2 separate regions of the Homo sapiens genome follow, and region 2 is linked to region 1. A link is a contact called in ENCODE Hi-C or POLR2A ChIA-PET data. All regions are on one chromosome and are shown on one strand. The core of a region is the stretch at or near the end of the contact, and the rest is flanking DNA. Distances in the headings are between cores, read along the strand shown.

What was found. Hi-C counts contacts between places; a loop is a spot of excess contacts on that map. ChIA-PET counts read pairs that join two places held with the same protein, here RNA polymerase II (POLR2A). Pooled maps may share reads with other maps.
Region 2: a map of B cell shows a loop between it and region 1 (7-fold over the local background). The contact joins two enhancer-like sites. A Hi-C loop is called at or near these places in 6 of 168 maps with a recorded cell type or tissue (B cell, CD8-positive, alpha-beta T cell, GM12878 and 1 more), 37 of 37 single-sample maps with no recorded cell type and 17 of 50 pooled maps. POLR2A ChIA-PET finds 5 or more read pairs at or near these places in 9 of 52 experiments (H1, HEK293, WTC11 and 6 more).

What each region holds. Positions count from the first base shown.
Region 1 is chr11:128,828,615-128,834,618 of GRCh38, reverse strand. No RefSeq gene overlaps it. Among named protein-coding and RNA genes, the nearest start is that of KCNJ1, 36 kb to the left of the region's middle. Within about 2 kb of position 3,283, at least 14 of the 41 ENCODE cell types and tissues checked have a DNase peak (open chromatin) inside an H3K27ac peak, as active enhancers do; they include B cell, CD8-positive, alpha-beta T cell and GM12878, where a contact is called at or near this core.
Region 2 is chr11:128,755,655-128,761,658 of GRCh38, reverse strand. FLI1 (Fli-1 proto-oncogene, ETS transcription factor) reads right to left here. Exons shown (of 9, transcript NM_002017.5): 2 at 3,333-3,544. Among named protein-coding and RNA genes, the nearest start is that of SENCR, 63 kb to the right of the region's middle. RefSeq lists enhancers at 2,917-3,417, 3,418-3,918, 3,975-4,234 and a silencer at 5,861-5,980. Within about 2 kb of position 3,763, at least 8 of the 41 ENCODE cell types and tissues checked have a DNase peak (open chromatin) inside an H3K27ac peak, as active enhancers do; they include B cell, CD8-positive, alpha-beta T cell and GM12878, where a contact is called at or near this core.

The DNA of each region.
Region 1 (6,004 bases), core at 2,034-4,533:
TCAAGGGCAAAGAAAGCAGAGCCCAGGGCAGGGCCTGATGGAGACCAGTGGAGGCCTGGGGGACAAGAACAGTGCCTGCAGGGGTCTGTCCCAGCTGGGATAGGCTATGAGTTGGGGGGATTTGAGTAGAATCCTGGTGCTTTGGGTTTGTCTTCAATTCAAGAGATGCTTATTTTGGGTTTACTGTGAGCCAGGCACTGGGGAGGCAAAAAAGAGGAAGCAAGGGTCCTGCCTACTGCAGAAAAGATCCCAGAGCTCCAGCCAGTTCAGAGGACGAGAGTTAAACTGGAAAACTGCTGATGTCGGGGAGAATCTTTTTATTGTCTTATGCCATGTGCTTATAATAGTTTCAGCAAAAACAATATTGACTCCACTGCTAACAATAAGACTATTGATTACAGTCTTAAAAGTATTTGGGATTAAACATTTTTAAATCATCCATCCTATAGATATTCTTTATATAACAATGTACAATCAACACAGTGATAAAGTCACTTGAAGTAGTTCTTTTCTCCGTGTGATTAGGTACCAACTGGACATAGGTTCATTTGTTTCCATTTATTTGCAATCGTTAAAGTCTGTTTATTGTTTTCCTTTTTTGATTTCGCCATTTCTTTTATGAATTATGCAAGGAATTTATATAATTTCAAAACCACAGAACAGGGTTTAGAAAACATGCTTCCATTCCTGTGCCCTCCACTCTATTTCTTCCCGTTCTATAAAGGGTAAGCATCTTTATTATGTTGTATCCTGTGGCGGTTTCTTTGTGAAAGATGTAAGCAATGCATATGTGACATGTTAGTATTTACATGCTGCTCCATTCTTACACAAAAGGTAACACTCTAGAAACACCATTCTGCAGGGTTTTCTTCACCTAATAGAATGTTCTGCAGATCACTGTGTAGGGATAAGTGCTGATAATACCAACATCTATGCGACACCCTCCCTCACCTTCGTGGGTGCTCTTGCAGTAGTTGCTGGGATCTTGCTCCAGAGGCCCCTGCTGTGCAGTTTTGAGCCTGAGAGATGGTGGCCTTTTCTGTTTTGCCTTCCTGAAAGCTTCCCTCTCTTTGCAGGGTGACTCTAGGGCTGATTCTGCCTACCCTGCTGGGGAATAAGCTGGGCTCTCAACCGGGCTCCCAGTGGGAGAGAGTCTGCCCAGGACCAACAGCTCTTTGAGGATCAAACCTCCCTGGAATTTTGGCTGGGTAGAAAATCAGAAGTATCCTCAAGAGAGACATCCCACTCCAGTACATGGGGTGGGGGCTTGGCTGGAGAGGGGGGATTCAATTCCCAGAGCATTCTGGATAACCCCTTTTTGATTAGAATCCTCTGACCCTTTGGGGTTAGGGTCATGGAGCTCACCATTGTGTGGAAAATTTTGTGCGCAAGTATATTAAAATGGAAATGAAGTTAATTAATGAAATGAATAAAGGCTACAAACTAAGTATGAAAAAAGTGCTTGAAGGAGGCAGGGGAAGGCTTCTAGGAGGAGAAGGCAGTTGATCTAGGTTCGAAGTGTGGTTACGACTTGACAGAGGGAAAGGCGAAGGGTAGAGAGGTGTGACCAGGTGGGCACATGTTCCAGACGGACGGAGCCACAGGAGCGTGAATGTGTCTGGGGGCTCTGGGAAGTGCCGTGCAGTTTTACATGGCCACAGCATGGCCACGTGGAAGGAATGGTCCAAAGAGGCAGAAGTTTGGTGCCAAGCCGACTTGAGTTTGAGTCCTGGCTTGATCAGTCAAACCACCAGAGTCTTTGAGGGGGCATGGGATGATTAAACAAGTATTTTGGGACTATATCTCTTGTGTTGGCATGAGGGACAGATTAGAGAATTAGAGGCAGAAACTAACTTTTGAGGGAGGCAGAGAAAGTGTCGTCATTTCCATTTTTCAGGATGGGAAACTGAGTCTCAGAGACCCTATGACTTGCCCAGGTCATGTAGCTGTGAAGTGGGGAAGCAGGGGTCAGAAGCCAGGGTGCCTGCCTGCTAGTTAGCCCAGCGTTCTTTCCTGTGCCTCTCCCCTTTCCTGGAGCCACCCACAAACTTTGTGCCTGGCAGTCACTGTTCCTGAAGGAAAATGCACCTGGAAGGTGGTAGCCAGGATCAGAAAGGCAGGTGAGTCTGGGAATGGATAAAGCCCTGCACCCTTGCACTGCTTCTTTTGGGAACACAGAGGCCACGTGTATCTACAGTTGCACTTAGCATCTGAGGAAGCTGGGAAGCCCTCACTGGAAGGGAAGACACGGAGGCACCTTCATCTACACCAACAAAGTGAAAGTAAGCAATCACTAATGAGTGGGCTGTTGAGGCCACCAGCAAAGTTGTTTTTAGTTGAACTAAAAATGGCAAGTAGAGACCACAATTATCCCTATGGTTATCTCAGTTCCCCACATCAATGGCCAGATGCAACCTGAACCTGTGATAGCCTCGGAAAAACACAGCCTGATGAAGCATAAAAGAAAAAAGTAGGCAAGGAAGGAGGAGGGATGAAGGCAAGAAATAAGGTGCAAGGTTCAGGGGCTTTGAAGACAGACAGATTTGGGTCAAATCCCAGATTTCCCACTTATTGGCTGTGTTTAGCTTGAACAAATTCTTAGCCTTTCTGAGTCTTTTTTCCAGTTGTGAACAACAATAATACCTACCTTAAAGGGATAGTGTACAGATATAGTATGAAATAATATTTAACAAAACACTATGTAAAGAACCTAGCACTGTGTCTGATATAGGCTCCCAATAAGCGGTAGTTTGAGTGATGATGATTATTCTGCCGATGATGGGCAAGGCCAAGGCAGGGTGGGTCTGGCTGATGAGCGGGGGTCCCATGCTGTGCCCTCGTTTCCTCTGTCCTGGGCCTCATCGTTTCCCAGCCTACATTCCTGGCCTTGCTTTCCATTTCCAGGCTTGATTTTAACCTGAGACACAGTAGCTCACCTTCCTCCCTGTGCCTGCCTCCGAGGTGAACTCACAGAATCCTAGAAGCTTAGCGGTGAGAGGGACCTAGGCAAAGCCTGACCCTACCCTGTTATTTCATAAGTGGAGAAACTTAGGGTCCCTAAGTTTCTGCAGGGGGGCCTGTTCAAGAGGAATAATGTGTCTTACCCAGCTTCAGAAAGAGTCGATTGCTGACCCATCCTGTGCTTCAGATTTCCCCCTGGGTGGAAGTGAAGACAGGGGAGGGTAGGGGTCGAGGGGGGATCCTACTAGAATGGGCAATCCTGAACTAACCTGCACTTTGTTGGCGAGGTGTGCTTTGGCCAGCAGGTGGCGCCATATACTTCCAGATCGCAAAAGTGAAACTGACCTGGTTGAAAAGTAGTCTGCCTCTGACGGTTAAGAGGGCTTGGCTATACCCAGAAAGCTCTTAATAATGCTTAGAATATTTAACAGAGATATATAAAATATTGGGCCTTCTAGTCATTGCTGGGGTGATAAAATGACCGTGAAAGACATAAAAAAATTTAAATTGTGATTTAAATATAGAAGTTTATCATTCTAGAGAGATTAGACTGGCTCGAAGAGGAAGTTGTTACCATGTGTTAGAGTCTATGAGATTCCATGTGCTTTACATTTTCCTGACAATAAAGCTGACATAATACCATGACTCCCATTTTACAGATGAGAAGTCTGAGGCCCAGAGAGGTTAAGATGCATGCTCATGGTCCATACACGGCTAGTCAGGGCAGAGCTGCTATGTATCTATATATTCAACATTTATACAGGGTTTATTATGAGCAGACATTATTTTAAGTGCTTTATAAGTATCTACTCATTTAATCCCAGTAACAACTGTAGATAGCAGAACAGGCACTTTTGAAAGCACAGGTTAGTCTGGGTCAAAATTCATGGGCTTTCCCAGGAACAGGCCAGCTCCTGTCTCCCGGAGGCCTGAGTCCAAATTCTTTTTCAGTTGCTTTCATATGAATTTGGTAACTCGCTTACCCTCTCTGAGTTGTGGGTTTCTCATTCGTAAGCTGATGATAATGAAACCAACCCCATGTGGCTGTTGAGAAGATCAATTAGTAGAACACATGACACAGAATTAACCACAAAGTCATATTCCTTGTTAAGGGATTATTTTTACCACAGACACCTAATAGATGAATTCACATAAACGCATGTTTGTTGCAGGATTATGTGTAGGGGTGAAAAGCCTAAGTGTACTATGACAGGGAAATCAGTTAATGCAGTGTGAAATGCTACGCTATTTTTTTTTTTTTTGAGATGGAATCTCCCTCCTGTCGCCCAGGCTGGAGAGCAGTGACGCGATCTCAGCTCACTGCAACCTCCACCTCCCGGGTTCAAGTGATTCTCCTGCCTCAGCCTCCTGAGTAGCTGGGATTACAGGCATGCGCCAACACTCTTGGCTAATTTTTTGCATTTTTAGTAGAGATGGTGTTTCACCATGTTGGTCAGGCTGGTCTCAAACTCCTGACCTCGTGATCCATCCGCCTCGGTCTCCCAAAGTGCTGGGATTACAGGCGTGAGCCACCGCGCCCAGCCTGCTATTTTAAACAAATATTTGGGCACTGAACAATGTCCTACAGACACATTTAGAAAATAAAATACACTAGGAGCTCCATGGAGCTCATATTCTTGGGGCAGCTGACAGGGCACACCAATGTCAGAGGGGAGAATTGGCACAAGGCATCCTTACCTAGTGTGAGGCACCGAGGAGAGAGAGCTTCTCTGAGAAAAAGACATGGAAGTGAAATGTGAAGCAAAAGGAAGAGTTAGTCAAATGATGGGTGGAGGGGAGTCCAGGAAGAGGAAATGTGTCCAAGGTTCAGGATGTGAGAGCACAACACTCCATACACCACATCTTAAAAATAAGGAATGATTTTAGACAATGTCCTCAAAACATCAAATGAAAGAAGTGTGTACCAGAAATTATAAACATTTTTTTAGCTAAAAAAGGTTTTAAGTGTGAAATGTTTTTTAAAATGTAGAATTTTGTTGCATATATATGTGCATATACGTGTACCCAAAAAGACTCAGAAGTAAACATAAATGCATTCTTTCACTTATTCACTCACTCTATCATTCACTCATCAAATGTGTTTTGAGAGCCTGTGGCACTGGGGCCTGCTGAGGCCCCTGGGATAGAACAACAAAGACAGTCCAGGGCCCACCTTCATGGACTGACTTCCTAGAGGAGGGAGACAGAAAATAAGCAATGCATGCATACATTTAAAATAATTTCAAACAGGCTGGGCGCGCTGGCTCATGCCTATAATCCAAGCACTTTGGGAGGCCCAGGTAGGAGGATCACTTGAGCCCAGGAGTTTGAGACCAGCCTGGCAACATAGCGAGACTCCATCTCTACAAAAAAAAAAAAATGGAAAAAATAGTCTGGCATGGTAGCACACACCTGTAGTCCTACCTTGAGAGACTGAGGTGGGCGGATCATTTGGACCCCAAAAGTTTGAGACCAGCCTGGGCAACATGGTGAAACCCCGTCTCTACAAAGAGTACAAAAATTAGCCAGGCATGGTGGTGCACACTTGCAGTACCAGCTACTCAAGAGGCTGGGGTGGGAGAATCACCTGAGTCTAGGAGGTGGAAGCTGCAGTGAGCTGTGATCACACCACTGCACTCCAGCCTGGGTGACAGAGCCAGACTCTATGTCAAAAAAAAAAAAGATAAAATAAAATTCAAATAGCGATACAAGAAAATACACAAGGGTGATGACGTGGAGAACAACTCACAGGGAGGGTGTTTCCTCAGACCAAGTGGTGAGGGGAGGCCTCCCTGAGGAGGAGCCACCGAGGGCCAAGCCATAGGAAGAAGGACCTAGTCATGCAGACTTGGGTGGAGAATATTCTAGGCCAGTGGCCTTCAATCTCGGACACACATTGGCATCATCCGAGAGCCTCAGAAACTACTGCTGCTTGCCATTCCTCAACCTTTGAGTCTGCCTTATTGGCTGTAGGGGGACAATCTGGGCATTGGGATTGTCACAGGAATTTTCCTAAGCTCTCCTGGTGACTCTGAGAATGCTG
Region 2 (6,004 bases), core at 2,514-5,013, 73 kb after region 1:
GGGGAGGGAGTGGTGAGCAGCATACTTCCTTCCCACCAGAGACACAAATACCCATGGGTCTCCATTGAGCATGAAGATGGAACTCAGAAGCCCATGCATCAACTCAGGCTCAGCATTGAAGGGGCTGAGTCAGCAGACCTGGATCTGCGTCCTAACTTTAAACAAGCACCTTCTCTTTTGAGTCTGCTCAGCCATGTGTTCTCAGTTATTTATTTGACGACAATTTATTGAGCACCTACCGTTTCAGGCCCTGCCCACGTGTCAGTGAGGGAGGTGATAAGAACTAGGACAGACACTCTAAGCAGGGTAAAGAGTGAGGAGGCGCTGGTTTCGATCAGGTGGCCAGGGGAGGCCTCTGAAAAGGTGAGGTTCAGGTAGAGAAACCCAAAACTCGTGAGGGAGAGAGTCATATGACTAGATGGAGTAGGAATGTTCCAGAATGAAGGAGCTCAGGGGAAGAGATTCTGAGGCACGAGGGTGCCTGGGGGTCTAGGAGCAGCAGCTAGAGTCTTATGAGGCTGGCGCGGAGGGAAGAAGTGGGAGGGAGGGGGCAGTAGAGAGGATGTCAGAGGGATGGTGGGGCCACACTAAGGGCTTTGCATTTTGTCATAAGCCATTGAAGAGTTTTGAGCAAGAGGATTACAAACGAGGAAAGCATGGCTCTGGCTGCTTGCTGTCCGGAGAATAGACTTCAGGAAGGCAGGAGGAAGTGGGGAGAGCAGGATGCCCCCGCAGAAGCCTAGGAGAGGTGCTGCTGGCTTGCACCAGGCAGGGGCAGTGGAGGTAAGGAGTAGGCAGATTCAGGTTACAACAGGCCAGAGAATCTCCAACAAAGCTGGGTGCGGTGGCTCACGCCTGTAATCCCAGCACTTTGGGAGGCCGAGGCAGGCGGATCATGAGGTCAGGAGTTGAAGACCAGCCGGGCCAACATAGTAAAACCCCGTCTCTACTAAAAATACAAAAACTTGCCAGGTGTGGTGCCATGTGCTTGTAATCCCAGATACTCAGGAGGCTGAGGCAAGAGAATTGCTTGAACCTGGGAGGCAGAGGTTGTAGTGAGCCAAGACTGTACCACTGCACTCCAGCCTGGGCAACAGAGTGAGACTCCATCTCAAAAAAAAAAAAAAAAAAAAAAAAAGGAATCTCCACCAGTGGGATCTGGATCTTCAACAAGCATTGGGAGCTCCTTGGAGAAGGGCCCCATTTAGGAGGCATCGTAGAATAGGCCTCCTCACCAGGTGGGCGTTGGCAGGAATGAGGTGGTGGTGCAAAAGCATGACACACAAGCAGAGGGAGCAGAAAGGTGCCTAACAGATGGCACGTGGGGCTGGAACCAAACGCCTGGGTTCGGGCTCCAACTTTGCCTCCTTTAAATCCTTAGACAAAGCACTGTCCCCTGAAAGCCCTGCTTGCCTTCCTGTGTAACAGTGAAGTTACAGTAACTACTTCTTAGTATAGTGGTGAGGAACAAGTGGTAAGATAATATGGGAAAACGTTCAACACACCATGTCCTTCGACTGTTAGGAGCTCCGGCACCATCAGAATTACATCTGGAGAGAGATTCATCTGAGGGGCTGCAGGCTCAGAACCTCTGAGCCTTCCTGAAATCCTGGGATCTGGAAAGGTGGCTGAGATCCCAGTCACTGGTTTTGGTTAGTAGGGTTGAAATGTGGTAGGCCTGGCAGTTCCCACAGGCAGGTCTGAGGCCATGAGCTGCTCTGGAGGAGTTCTCCCTCCCAACCATGCTCATTCCCTTCTCTCTCTTCAATCTAGACTAGTTTCCTCGGTGACCTCATCCACTTTCACAGTTCAGACTCCTTAGAGATGATGCCCAAACGTAAATTCCAGGCCTGAAAGATTATCTGAGCTTCAGTTCCCAAAGCCTAGTAGACGTTTTTATCTGGATGTTCTACCCATTGCTCACAAGGAATCTCAAAGAGAACACTGACATCCCATCCTAAAGCATTTCCTGTGCCACCTTTCTGCGGCTGCTCACAGCACCAGCCTTTAAAATGTGCAGGCTTTAGTCGCCTTTGATTCTTTCCTGTCATGCACCCCCTTCATTCACACTTTACTCACCTAAGCCCTGTTAATCATCTCTTTGCTATCGCCCTTATGTATCTGTCCTTTTCACTTTCCAAAATCACTATCATCACTTAGTTCCGAACTTCATTATTTCCTATCTGGGATATTTTACTAACTTCTTCACTTGTCTTTCTGACTCTCCCATCCTACCGTCTGTGCGCAAGGACTGTCAGCTCGCTAGTCTTAAGTCACTGCTCTGATGAGGTTAAATGTCACGTCTGTGCTCAAAGTCAGCCTCTGGGTTAAATGTCACATCGGTGCTCAAAGTCAGCCTCTGGCTGTGGAATAAATGGCACATGTTTTCAGCCTGCCATTCAGGGCCCTCTGTTGCTTTTTATTTTCATCTCTTTGTGCCTTTGGCCCAGTAGATTATCTGATATTTTGTGAATAAGACTGATGTTCTCTGTCTTTCAAGTCTTTGCTCATAACAATCACTGTCACTATAGAGCACTTTCCTAACGCGTCTCAGGCACCATCCCAGGTCCTTTCCCTGAGGCATCAGAGTAACGCTAGAGTAAGGACCATAAGGAAGTGAATATCCCAGTCCTGTTTGAGAAGGGAGAAAGCTGGTGCTCTGAGGGGTTTCGATGACTTGCCCAAGGGGCAGAGGCAGGACGCAAAACTGAGGCCGCCTGTCCACTGTCCTCTTCCATGACCCTGTGATTTTCTCTCCCTGGACCCTCCTGTCTCCATTTCTACAAGCAAAGCCCGAACTGACCCAGTATTGTACCCACTTCATGCACGCCTTCCAGGTGCCTGCCCCCTCCCAGACACAGTGAGCCCCCACAGGAAGGTAGACACCTTCCTCATCCCTTCTCCACTCTTACTAAAGAATGGTTTGGTCACCTTTGCTCTGCTGAGACCTGCCCAGAGGGGTTAAGTATCTTCAACAGGACAGGGAAGAGTAGCTTATTGCTAAGCTGTCCCCAACAGGACTGGACCTGGGCCTGGGATTAACAAGAAATAAGTGTTCCACGAGTGTCTGCATAGGCGCTTGGGGCCTGACTCCTACCTGGCCTCTGAGGGCTTCGTGGGCCCCAGAGAGGCAGGGGGGCTTCCTAGCCCTACTCCACCCCATCATCAGTCTGTGGCCCTCTCTGCCTTAGCTCTCTAGGGACTGACACAGGCTTCCTGGCCCAGCTCTAGAGCCCCATCTGCTGCAAAAACCTTAAGTGCCAGAAGCCACTTGCTGCAGATCTGGCGACTTTGTGCCTTCCCCCAATCCTGCACAGGCCTGGTGAGCTTACCTGGATCCATTCATGTGGTCATACTCCCGCTTGACGTTGACCCTCACTGGCTGATTGATCCACTCCTGCTGTGGTGGGAGGGGGTTGATCTTGTGGGGCTGCCCGTAGTCAGGACTCCCCGAGGCAGTCATGTCGGCCTTGGGGAGATGGGCTGCCGCTCCGTACGCTGAGTCAAAGAGGGACTGGTCGTCGCTCACCACCGACAGAGCCTCCTGCAGGGCCAGAGAAGAGACAGAAAGCCCAGTGTCACTCTTCACCCAAGCAAGTGACACTCTTGCTTTGAGCTGGCAAGGTGGCCCAGGGCTGCCCCAGGACAGCTTGTCTGGAAGTTCCTGTTTGACTCACACTCCAGGGGGCAGGTTTGCCCTTATGCAAACCAGATGGGTGTTTGCAGGTTACCTGGGTGAGGAGGGACTTTGGGCAGTGGAGTGGGGATGGAGGAATCATGAAAGTGGGTTTGTTTATTGGTTCTGTAGTCTGGGACCCCCAAAAAGGAGGGTGGGGATAGGGAGGCCAAGAATAGTGGTGACTTGGCATGGAATATAGTATTGTGGTGGTGTGTGAATGCTAGATTTTTCCAGGCATAAGCAGAAATGCCTCTTACGAGCTGAGTGGAGTCATCAGCAATGAAGGGGAGATGAGATCCAGCATTTATTTTCCAGGCAAGGCCAGTGAGATCCACCCAGAGAGGCTAGGTGTGCTGCTCAAGGTCACACAAGGGAAGGGTGGTGCCCATGGCTGTGGCCAGGCCAATTTCAGTTTCCTTATTTGTAACAGGGATAAAAATAGTTTTAGCACAGAGTCGATAGGTGGATTAAATGAGAAGATCTGGTGTGGGGGTGTAGCTTGTAAGAAATGCTCAGTGGTTTGCTGAGGGCCCTCTAGGAGGTGCTGGTGCATCCTGTAGATCTCAATGTTGATGACTCAGCCAGCCAAAGGACGAAAGAGGAACCTCAGACACGTGAAGTGCCAGTCAGGGCAAGACCCTCCAAAAGAGGTTGTTGGGTCCTCCCACTCATATTATCCCATCACTGACTTGGGTGTGACTTTGGGAGATCATGGATTAAGAAAAGAAGCCTTGGCCAGGCATGGTGGCTCATGCCTGTAATCCCAGCATTTTGGGAGCCTGAGGTGGGAGAATCTATTGAGTCCAGGAGTTCTAAACTAGCCTGGGCAATGTGGCAAAACTGTGTTTCTACAAAAACAGAAAGAGAGAAAGAAAGAAAGAAAGAAAGAAAGAAAGAAAGAAAGAAAGAAAGAAAGAAAGAAAGAAAGAAAGAAAAAATTAGCTAGATATGGTGGCATGTGCCCAGCTACTTGGGAGGCTGAGGTGGGAGGATCACTTGAGCCCCGGAAGTAGAGGCTGCAGTGAGCCGTGATCGTGCCATTGCATTCAGCCTGGGCGACAGTCTCGAAACAACAACAACAACGACAACTAAAAAACTTTGCACATTCCGGAGATCTGCTACCAATCAAAACATGAGGGTAAGAGTCTCCCATTATTCCATGTCTCATCGAATCACAGGCATCCAAGGTCAGGGACCAGGGCATAGTGTTCACTACAGTCACATAATTACACCAAAGTAAGTCTTCAGAGAAGATGGTAGTCATCTATAATTGATCTATAATCTATATAATCAATAATTATATAATCTATAATTGTGATAATAGTTGTGATAATACATGCAAAGTACTTAGAAGTCTCTGGCACATAGTGAGTCACACTCAGAACATGTTAGGTATCATGATTATTAGCATTCAAACAAAGATTCTCTTAGGCCACCTGTTAGGGGCTGCCTTGTGTCCTCACAAAATTCATATGCTGAAGCCCTTACCCGCAGTACTCAGAATGTGATTGTATTTGGAGATAGGACCTTTAAGGAGGTAAGGTGAAATGAGGCTGATAGGGTGGGTTCTAATCCAATATGACTGGTGTTCTTATAAGAAGAGGGAATTTGGACACACAGAGAGCCCCCAGGGGAGTGTGTGCACAGAGGGGCTGCCATGTGAGGACACAGCAGTCATTGGCAAGCCAAGGAGAGAGGCCTCTGAGGAAAACCAACCCTGCTGGCACCCTGATCTTGGACTTCCAGTCTCCAGAACTCTGAGCAAATAAATTTCTTTTGCTTAAGCCACTCAGCCCTGGTATGTTGTTATGGAAACCCTAGCAAATGGATACACCACCTTTACTTGAAAATGTAGTGATAGGTGAACAGCACTTGTTAAAGCTGGGATTTGTCTACCTTCCTTGTGTAATTCACATTCCTGAATTGAATGTCTTCTTCAGAATGAATGCTCTTCATATGCCTGTAGAATTACAACCTGCTCCATGGGCTGTCTCTTGTCTCCCAGGGCCATTCTCCACCCCAGCGGACAGACAGCCATAATTCAAAAAGGGAGGCTCTTCTATGGCTGTTTTCAGCTGGGATCAGGGAAAAAATACTGGAATATACTCTAGGAGTCCTGCTTTTGCACCAGAAGGCTTTGGATGGTGTAGGTGCCTCCAGACATACATTCAAAGCAGAGTTGCCCACACAATATTAAAACACTTACATCCCCCAACCGAGGGGATCTCCCTAGCCCTAACATCTGCTGGGATCCTTCTTCATTTTCTACCAGATGCCCTTGAGTCATGCTCAGAGTAAAGCTGTGCTTGTCAGAACCATTTGTTT